Linked DNA regions of Homo sapiens: region 1 is linked to region 2. Evidence: read pairs that join two places in POLR2A ChIA-PET (ENCODE). Cell type or tissue: PC-9. All regions are shown on one strand.

Evidence for each region. Peaks named below come from ENCODE experiments on the same cell type or tissue, not always from the same donor. Only the 100,000 strongest peaks of a DNase experiment are listed, where the experiment ranks them.
Region 1: POLR2A ChIA-PET joins it to region 2 with 5 read pairs; 2 of 35 experiments call an interaction of 5 or more read pairs at or near these places.

Annotation. Positions count from the first base shown.
Region 1 is chr13:111,284,787-111,289,786 of GRCh38, forward strand. ARHGEF7 (Rho guanine nucleotide exchange factor 7) reads left to right here. Exons shown (of 22, transcript NM_001354046.2): 17 at 1,361-1,454; 18 at 3,568-3,657. Among named protein-coding and RNA genes, the nearest start is that of TEX29, 33 kb to the right of the region's middle. In PC-9, no CTCF peak of the experiment used is centred here; no DNase peak of the experiment used is centred here.
Region 2 is chr13:110,906,407-110,911,406 of GRCh38, forward strand. It overlaps ANKRD10 (ankyrin repeat domain 10), which reads right to left. Exons shown (of 6, transcript NM_017664.4): 2 at 4,212-4,364. Among named protein-coding and RNA genes, the nearest start is that of ANKRD10, 6.2 kb to the right of the region's middle. RefSeq lists enhancers at 22-523, 1,842-2,459. In PC-9, CTCF peaks have their summits at 2,393 and 2,596; a DNase peak (open chromatin) is centred at 2,355; H3K27ac peaks cover 2,534 bases.

The sequences.
Region 1 (5,000 bases), 380 kb after region 2:
GAGGCCGCTCTGCAGCCCGCTCTGCCTGGCTCTGGCTCAGGTGTGCTGTGTGCTCTGTGACCCTCTGCGCCTGCAGGTGCCCTCGGAGCACGTGAGGGGCGGGCGTTGGCTCTTCAAGGCTCTCCATCTCAATTTGCTTCGAATTAGGGAAGCCATGAGCACATGTGTATAAATGTGTCTTCTGGAACAGATTGCTGCTGCATTTCTAAGAGCTTTCCAATTTTTTATAGAAATACTTTTGTTTAACTTTTTGAAGGCTATTTTAGATTCAGAGTTTGTTACGTGGCTGTATTGGGTGATGCTGGGGTTTGGGCTTCTGGGGTACCTATTACCCAAATAGGAAACATTGTACCCAATGGGTAGCTTTTCAAAACTCACCCCCATCACCTTCCGCCTTTTGGAGTCCCCAGGGTCTGTCATTTCCATGGTCATGTCCATGTGTACCCATTGTTTAGCTCCCAAGAAAAGACTTTTAAAGATAATTTTAAAAACCAAGCTTTGTTTCCTCTGTTTCCAGCCTGGTTCATTCCATAGCACATCTCATCTTCTGAGTCTTGGTCTCGCGTTTAGCATTCGTGATGGTTTATGTCGTTGGGGTGATGCAGAAACCAGCCTTTTTTTGATATCGGTATTTAACACGTGCTTGACAGTTGACACCTTACCTGCTCTGTTGGGACTTGCTTTGCTCACTTTGTTTTTTGCCGTCGTCTTCTGTGCTTGTTTGAAAAGCTGTTTGAAGAGGTAAGGGGTGGGCCATTCCGTTGTGAACACTCTGAGCTGGTGTGCATGTGGCCCCTGCACAGCAGCCCTGGCCGAGCTTGGCTGTGCTCCTGGCACTCAGAGTCAGGTAGCTGAGCACTCGCTCCCTTTTCTTCTCCCTGAAACTTCAAATATTTTCTTAAAGCAATTATTTTTTACTTATCTGTCATTTAATGACAACCTTAGTTTCCTCCTCTCTTTCCAGTTAGCTGTGCCAGGGGATAGGTCTGTCCTAGGGAGCAGCTGCCCCCTCCTCTCCTCCTCCCTCAGGAGCGTGCAGGATGTCTGTGCACACCAGCGCCAGCCTGCCTCCTGGTGACACCTCTCATCACAGGACTAACAGGACCCAAATGACACGAGGGGTTTTATTAGAATTAAAAAAAAAAAATTAGCCAATGACTAATACTGAAAATGCCCTATTGATTTTTAAAAATTAACGTTCAGAAGCTGGTAAAGAAAAATCAAAGTAGGAAAAGGCGAGAAGCTCTTATCAGTGGCTATAATAATTTGGGGTTTTATACCTTTACAGCAGCCTTTCTGATATGCCAGTGAAAATGATTGGCTTTAGAGTATGTTAGCATTTTCTTTTGTCTTTCCCTAGGATCTTAGTAAGAGCCCTAAGACCATGAAAAAGCTGCTGCCCAAGCGCAAACCTGAACGGAAGCCTTCAGATGAGGAGTTCGCGTCCCGGAAAAGTGAGTACCTGCGGTCCGTGTGGTGGAGGACGTGGCCTCCTGGTCACGTAGGCCATGGCTTTCCTGGGATAGAGGGAGGCTTGGTGGCTTTCTGAAGACTCCAAACAAAAGTAAGGTCTGCCCCTTGAGGCAGTGATAGGAATAAGCCACGTAACATTTACCCAAGCAAGCAGGAGAAGCGCCTTTGTGTCAGTGGTGAAGCCTCCGTGCCAGTCCCGGCACCACTGCCTTATAGCCCCTTCCTCATCCAGGAGCTGGGGCCGGACCTGGAGGGCTCTCCTGCTCTTCTGGTTCTCCCTCTCGCCTATAAGATATTCCACCCACACTTCCTGAAGTGCCAGCATCTCCCAAAGCACCCTGTGTCTGTTAGAAGCGTGACCTGCTGTGTTCTCCTGTGGGTAGCACCCACCCGTGCTGTTCTCTTGCTGGTCTCTCTGCTGTTGGACCTGTCCTGTCTGCTCCTCAGGCCTAGGGGTCTGACTCAGCTCTGGGTTCCTATGTGGCCTCGCAGCAAGCACCTGGCACCTGTTAGGTGCTCGGTAGATAGCTTTTGAATAAGTGGAGCTCTTTTCAGAAGTAAGTGATTTTCCTGGGGGTGACTGCTGGGAAGGGGTGCACGTGAACAGATTGCTGTGGACTGATGGGTGCAGCCCAGGGAGAGAGAGCCAGCTCTGGGAAAGTTGCAGGATCTGTCCTACAGGGCTCTGCCCTGCCCCGCCCCTGTGTCTGAGCTCAGCCTTTGTTGGTCCTTTGCCTTCACTGCTCACTTCCTCCAGCCTCAGGAGGAGGCCCAGCAGCCGTCCCACACGCTCACTGTGCCATGCCACTGCTGGCCTCCCCTCACCGCCACCTTATCATCAATCAGCCCAGTGAGGTGACCGTGCTGGGGTGTTCATTCTTTTCTTGTCCTTGTCACCTGATGTCCATGGCAGTATAAGTCACCATCCTGACTGTCCTTCTCCTTAGGTAGTCCAGGTCCCTGACCACCAGGGCCCCTGATGAGATGGTGAGGCCCTGGGGTCTAGTGATTGAAGTGGAGCTGGTGCTGGATGCCTGCTCTGTTGCTTACTGGCTGTGCCGGGGCTTCTCTCTGAGAGGGCTGTTCTGTGGGCCACTTCCTTCAGCAGATCCAGGGGCAGCACTGAGCTGGGCCGGGGGCCGGCTGCAGCTGAGACCATCGTTCATGGACGCGTGCTTCATCAGCACCTTCGTGGGCTGGGTGGGAAGGATACAGTGTGGCCGAAAGAGATCCCTGTTCTCATAGAGCCTATGTTTTAGTAGGAGGATACAGACAAGAAACAAAACAAGTGAACAATGTGTGGGCCATGGAGTGCTGCAGAGACCCAGTGGGGAGGACAGGTGGGAGATTCGGTGCCAGGGCGCCATTTGAGCAGCCTCCTGGGGCTGAGGAAGCAGGCCAAGCAGGTGTCTGGGGAGGAGCTCTCCAGGCCTGGTTGCAGAGACCCTGAGCAGGAACCCCAGGCTGTGCCCAAGGGACAGTGCGCTGTGTGGGCCCAAGCTCCCCTGGCAGAGCGGGAGGTAGCACAGCACCCTGAGCAGCAGGCAGCCAGAGTCCGGTTCCATAGACAAGATGATGGGCCCGGGTTTTCACAGGACCACGGGCTGCCGTGTGGGGAACAGACAGGCACGGATGGCCACGTCGACACTGAGAGTTGTCGGCCTTTTGTTTTCATCTGGCTGGCGTGTGGAAACACGAAAATGTTTTAATTTTCATTTCTTGTTTTAGCGAGATTGGACATTTTTTCTTAGAACTCTTCTTGTTTTGTGACTTCCTTATTCCTATCTCCTGCCCTTTTTTCAGTTTGAGAGTGGGGATACTAATTTTCTTACGGGTTGGTAGGATAATCATTATAAAGTTAGGATGTTCGCCGTTTTTCCAAATGTGTTGCAAATATTTTTATTTGCATTTATTTTATTTTATTTTGAATATAACTCATGAATTTTGTAGAAAACAGTTATCTGACAAGAAAATCAAGGGCAGATTATCTTACTTGGTCACTTTGGTCGAGTTGATGTCTGCATTGCATTCGTCTCGCCAGTTGCCCTAGAGGCCTTTCAGTTCGACTGTGAACTGTTGCGCATCTCTTGACAGGCACAGCTGCTTTGGAAGAAGATGCTCAGATTCTGAAAGTCATTGAAGCTTACTGCACCAGCGCCAAAACAAGGCAAACACTCAATTCAAGTAAGTTTAGCAATAAGGCCTGGGAAGTGTGGTGGTTTATTCTGTTTAGTTTCAAATTACAGTCTGAAGGAACCTGTTGTGGTAGGCCCCTTGCACAGCCCATGCGCCTGACCTCCCAGTGAGTGATGTTTCAGTCAGGGGTGGCAGGCAGGACAGCAGCTGAGCTTCAGGTCCCTAAATTCATGCAGCTGCGTCTGAGCTGTGGGCACAATTGCTGTGTGATTTTCTAGATAAAATTATACTAGGAAATATTTAAATAGAAGGTATTGCCAGAATTCATAATGCTTTTGCTAAGAGAAGACGTGTTTAGAAGATAGTGGAAGATTAGTTCAGTTATTTCAGCTATTTAAACTGTTGGTGTAGTACTGGAATTTTTGGTTTTTATTTTGTTATTATTTTTTAGTTTCTTAGAAATATCCAAAATACAAACCTTGAGCAAGGTTTCTTTTAGCCTTTCTAAAAAATAATTGCTTTTAAAAATTTTTTGGAAATTTACAACTAATTTATTCAGCAGATTTCAGAACCACAGGATTTACGTGTGTCTGATGTACAGTGTCTTAAATGAAAAACTTTTTTCTATTAAGGTGGCTTTTTTTTTTCTTTTTGGAGACGGAGTCTCGCTCTGTCACCCAGGCTGGAGTGCAGTAGCGTGATCTTGGCTCACTGCAACCTCTGCCTCCTGGGTTCAAGTGATTCTTCTATCTCAGCCTCCTGAGTTCCTGGGATTACAGGTGCGCACCACCACGCCCGGCTAATTTTTTTGTGTTTTTAGTAAAGATGGGGTTTCACCCTTTGGGCCAGGCTGGTCTTGAACTCCTGACCTCAGGTGATCTGCCCGCCTCAGCCTCCCAGAGTGCTGGGATTACAGGCGTGAGACACAGTGCTCGGCCCTAAGGTGGCTTTTTTTCTTTAAATTTTTCCTCCGGTGTTGCCAGTGAAGCACAGCAGGGTGGCGGCTGATGCAGCGTGCCTGTCATTTACCCTGCTGGCATCTGCGTGCCCACAACAGCTGACATGTGGGCACGTGCTGCTGGGGCCTCGGACACCACAGGTGGTCCTTTTGAGAACTGGATGATTTCTGTATTATCTCAGCATAGAAACTGATGTATCCTCAAATTTAGGACTTGGTGCCCTTTCCAGCTCGACTGTCACTTAATCTCACTTGCTCGTTTTGTTAATCACCTGCAGTGTGGTGGTTCCAATTAGTGTCATGTATTGTTTAATGCTGAGAAAAGGAGAGAGAGGGAAGAGGACTTCTCAACTGCTTTAGCTTTTATCAAAGACGGCTGCAGCTGTGAAGATAGGATGAGCAGGGTAAATCCTTCACGGAATCTCGATTATCC
Region 2 (5,000 bases):
GATCTTAGCACGTGTGTTTTATATAAACCCAGAATAAGTAACCAAACAAACAAGCCAACCAACCAACCACACACACACATTAAAACGGTCATCAAGGCCAAGAAATAGCACATAATAGCTGACATATGGTCTCAGCTACCCACTTTCCTCTGTGCCTACCCCAATGCTAACCCGAGTCAACATCATCAATGCCGATCTTGAATCTTCTGCTTTGAACTTGAAGTGGGACCACAACTTAGACAAGATGGCTTGAGGTTCAACAGTTGATCTATTTTTCAGTATTTACTAGAGGGAATATTTACTAAATATTCCCAATCTATTTTCAGTATTTATTAGAGGAAAGGGAGAAGAACACAAAGGTAAAGCAAACCAAGCTTCATAAGAATGAAATTCCTGGTTCAGAAAGTGCAGAGGGGGTGGGGTGGCGGCGGTGGGGAGGTGAAGCACACACAGAGGCAGAGAAAAGTGAGCAGACCCAGGAAAGCCACTGTGAACATCAGCAGTCAACCCAGGTCTACACTGCATGAATGAAACAACCTGAAAGACCATCTTCATAGGCTATCAGCTAAGCAAGAGAGGGGAAAGGCAATCAGACACAGCAATCAAGAGAAGAAAGTGCTTTCCGGTGGAAAATGAAGACTGGGAAATCCTGGGGGCTCCACAGCAACACTTCTTTTTTTTTTTTTTTTTTTTGAGACGGAGTCTCGCTCTGTCGCCCAGGCTGGAGTGCAGTGGCGGGATCTCGGCTCACTGCAAGCTCCGCCTCCCGGGTTCACGCCATTCTCCTGCCTCAGCCTCCCAAGTAGCTGGGACTACAGGCGCCCGCCACTACGCCCGGCTAATTTTTTGTATTTTTAGTAGAGACGGGGTTTCACCGTTTTAGCCAGGATGGTCTCGATCAGCAACACTTCTTGAATACTCACACTGCAACCTCACTGGAAGCTGAACTGCGCAGACTACCACACAATTAAGAGACCAAGATAAAAAGGAGTGCAGCAACTGTGGGTCACTTAGAAAACAGTTCATTCCTAAACTCACTAAATAGCTAAGCTCCTTCACCAACTCATACTCACAGGAATAAACATGAGGTGAGGGCCACCCAAAGTTAAAAAAAACAGTGGTAGATTAATTTACAGAAAAATAAGAGTATGAAAGGCTCGAGTGCTTGGTAGAGGGAAAAGTGTGCACATTTATTTAAACAAAGGTCTAAAGAGACTATAAAGCAATGTAAAGTTCTAAACAGAAAAATCCATTTTTGAAGACAGAAACACAGAAAACCATGCGGCTATAAACTATCCAGTCAACTCGGATTTTTTAAAAAGCGAAAACCTAGCCCTATCCTCCCCAAAAGAGAGGTGAGGAGGGGAGAGAAGTAGTACAAAATAAAGACAAATAAAAATTACATAAAAACATTCCCAGGAAAACTGGAGCTGAGATTTAGATAAAGTTTTGCCAAAAAAGAAAAAGGCTAAAAAGGAAAAAAGGTCTTTAAAGCTATCCTTGGAACAAGACAAAAAAGTAAGGGTCTGTCACGGTGGGATATTAACAGATGACAATGAAAAAGCAAAACTACCAAGCTCTGCAGGGACAATCTTTAGGGGCAGAGCAAACACTAGAGAAAGGCCCGGACATCCTGAGAGAAGGTAGCCAAGAGAAAAGATACGTAAGACTAAAGAGCCAGGTGAAGGTGCCCGGGCCTCCAGCTCAGCCCAGTCACATCGCAGCCACAGCAAATTGAGTGATCTACAGGGAACTGGGAGCAGTGCCAGAATGCTCAAGACAGGCTGGGCACCCTGGGTTTTCATAAAGAAAAATTTCATTTCCAATCTAGATATGAAAAATTAAAGACAACATCAAATGCCAAAATTCTAGAAGAGGCATATGAAAGAGAAGGTTTGCTAATTACGCACCAAGGCTAGTCAATATAGATTCACTAAAAACAAATCACAGGAAAGCTGGCTTCATTTCCTCTTGGGGAAATCGAGAACACAGGCCTCTAGGCAGCATACGAGCTTTGGTAATCTCACCTCAGAGACTGCCAAAAAAGTCTGTGGTATTAACTTTGAGGAAAATGAACTTAGAACTGTTAGTAGCTAACATGCCAAAAGATTAACAGACTAGAAATTGGCTTAAAACACTGCATCAACAGGTTCAAAAAATTAAATGGACACAACAAAGGAGAAAAACCTGGATTGGATTTGGCATCCTGAGTTTATATGAGAAATGAGAGAAACTGTCTACCTGGAGATGAGTCAGCAGGTAGGCGGGGTGGGGAGCTAACAAAAGGGCTATTGTGTCCTCTAGAGTCACTGGGTGCCCATAACAAGAGGTGTTGAAATTCACCCACTACATAATAGAGTGAGATGATGCCTCAGATTCGGATGTAAACTCCACATGCCAGCAGACCACAACTACCTAAGATACACTAAGGAGAAATTCCAGGATGCTTTACAATGCCAAATGATATGCACTAGGCACATGTGAGGACTTGGAAATGTCTACCCGGATACTTCAAATACAGGGAGGGCTGAAAAGAAAAAGATTTTAGGATCCTGCCTGGGAAGAAGCAGAGTGCGGTAGAAGTTTCCAGGAGGTGTTATCTAGAGGCATCTGAGAGGAAGGTGGGAGACCCAGCAGCACACTTTCTGCCTCACTCCCTTTATCTACTGAAAATACTGAACTGCCATAAGACACTTTGAAAAGGGGGCTTCTTGATTTAAAAAGGTCTGGAAAGCAGTGTTAGACAATTTCTCTAGTCCTCTCTAAATAAGATGCTATGTAACAATTTGATGAAAATTAACCTACAAAAATGATATACTTAAATTCCATACTATTAATTACTGCCATTCATGGAATTATTAACTGTATTTTACTGATAAAGAGATTGAGCCACAAAGTTAATGACTTGCCCAAGGAATCAAGCCCACACTGCCCTTTCTACCAGGGGACAGGGGTAGGGAAGAAGGAAAAACACAAGGCGCTGCCCAGCACATAAGGGTATTGAGTAGGTAATTCATAACTCTCGAATTTATGAAGACAAGCAACAGAGCAGCAGAGAAATATACATTATGTAAAGGCACACGTGTGGAGATGGAAGGAGAGAAGTGGCAGCACAACCTTAAAACTTGTCCCATATCCCACATTTCAGTTTAGTAACAAACAGGCCTCAACTCTTGGCCACCTTCCATTTTCTTTTCTACTTCACATCTTTTAAGGGGACAAACTGCCTTATAACTTACCCCACTTTCCCATTGATCCTTGTTTTAAATCATGGCTAAAAACACCTTCTTTCTCAATTACTTACTGCTCAGGTGGGTAGCTGGGTTTTTAGAAGAGGGACTAGCAACAACCTTATGCCTGGTTATCATGAAGGACTGAATCTTGGGAAAGAAAAGTAGAAAGACGACTTTGCATCCAAGACCTTGATGACTATAAAGCATTTAAAGATAGGAGTAAAAAAGGCATAAAAACCAGCTCCCAGAGCCCATGCCCAGGTCTTAAGAGATGAAAATTATCAATTAGTCTAAGGACTAATCCATCTGCAGCAAAGGACGCTGAGTCTAGGGACTGCTCCCAGTCAGACAACCTAATGGTTATTAGATGCTGCTTGTCTCACACAACTAAGTACCTAACAATCTGAATGCGTGTGTGTTTGGTTTAGGTGAAATGATACTGAAAACACACCATGAAGAAAAATCTGGCACGATTATGTTCCTGTCAGTATGTTTAAATACCAAGTCCTCAAGTCACTTACTCTTCCCACTTAGTAAATGATACTTAGCACTTATCTGCATCAAGGCATCAACTTGTATCTGAAGCTCACTTTGGAGCTGACTTAATAGCCATGCTTTTCCCAGGATGAAAATGTTTTCATAATTATCTGTGGAAATGAGGCTAAGGCAGCTATGAGTAGAAAGCCAGGAAACCTGGGCTCAAGGCCAGGCTCCTTTAATTACCAGCTATAACCTTGGGCACATCACCCTGGATCAGTTTATCACACAACAGGTGAAAGCACTCTATGAACAGAAAGCATTCCTATGGAAAGGGCCTACTATCCTCCACAAACAACTGAAGAAACATAAATTCCAGTCTGCCCTCAGGTAAAGATATCAAACTCTAATTAAGGCCTCGATTTAAAGCAATACCGTGTATAATTATAACTGCAAAAAGAAAAAGCAAAAGCAAACCAAGTCCATCACCAGCACTCTTACCGGTTTGTTAATGTTGGCTCCTGCTTGAATCAGCCAGACCAGGCACTGAGGATGTCCCCCAAAGGCTGCAATGTGGGCTGGCGTCTGCGCGTACCGTGTGGTGGAGACGTTGAGTGTGGCTCCCGCTCTCACCAACTGCACTAAGCACTCCAACTTCGAAAACAAGAGGGGTAATGAAAACACGCAGACATGTCAGTACACTATTCAATATTACATGAATAATCGAAATTCTATAATGGTGACAAATGGCATTGTTACCAGTTTTTTAACAGATTAAGTCACTCTTTCCCAATGCCATGCAAATTTTAAAGGACATTTAAGATAACATATTCCCTTGTCCTTATGAAAAAGACGGTAGATAGAAATAGAAAAATGCAAAAAGACGACTAACACTATACAGATTTAAATATTTGTTTCCCTACAATTGAATAAGCCAAAATCAGAAAATATTGGACTGCGCTGTTCCAAGACTTCTATCAAAACTGTTTGTTGCACAGACTATTCTAAACAAAAACGTTAAAGGGATTGGTGGGTTAAAAAACTTTGTGTAGGCCGGGCGCAGTGGCTCATGCCTGTAATCCTAGCACTTTGGGAGGCCAAGGCGGGTGGATCACTTGAGGTCAGGAATTCGAAACCAGCCTGGCCAACATGGTGAAACCCCATCTCTACTAAAAATACAAAAAAATTAGCCGGGCGTGGTGGCGGGCACCTGTAATCCCAGCTACTTGGGAGGCTGAGGCAGGAGAATTGCTTGAACCCAGAAGGCGGAGGTTGCAGAGGGCTGAGATC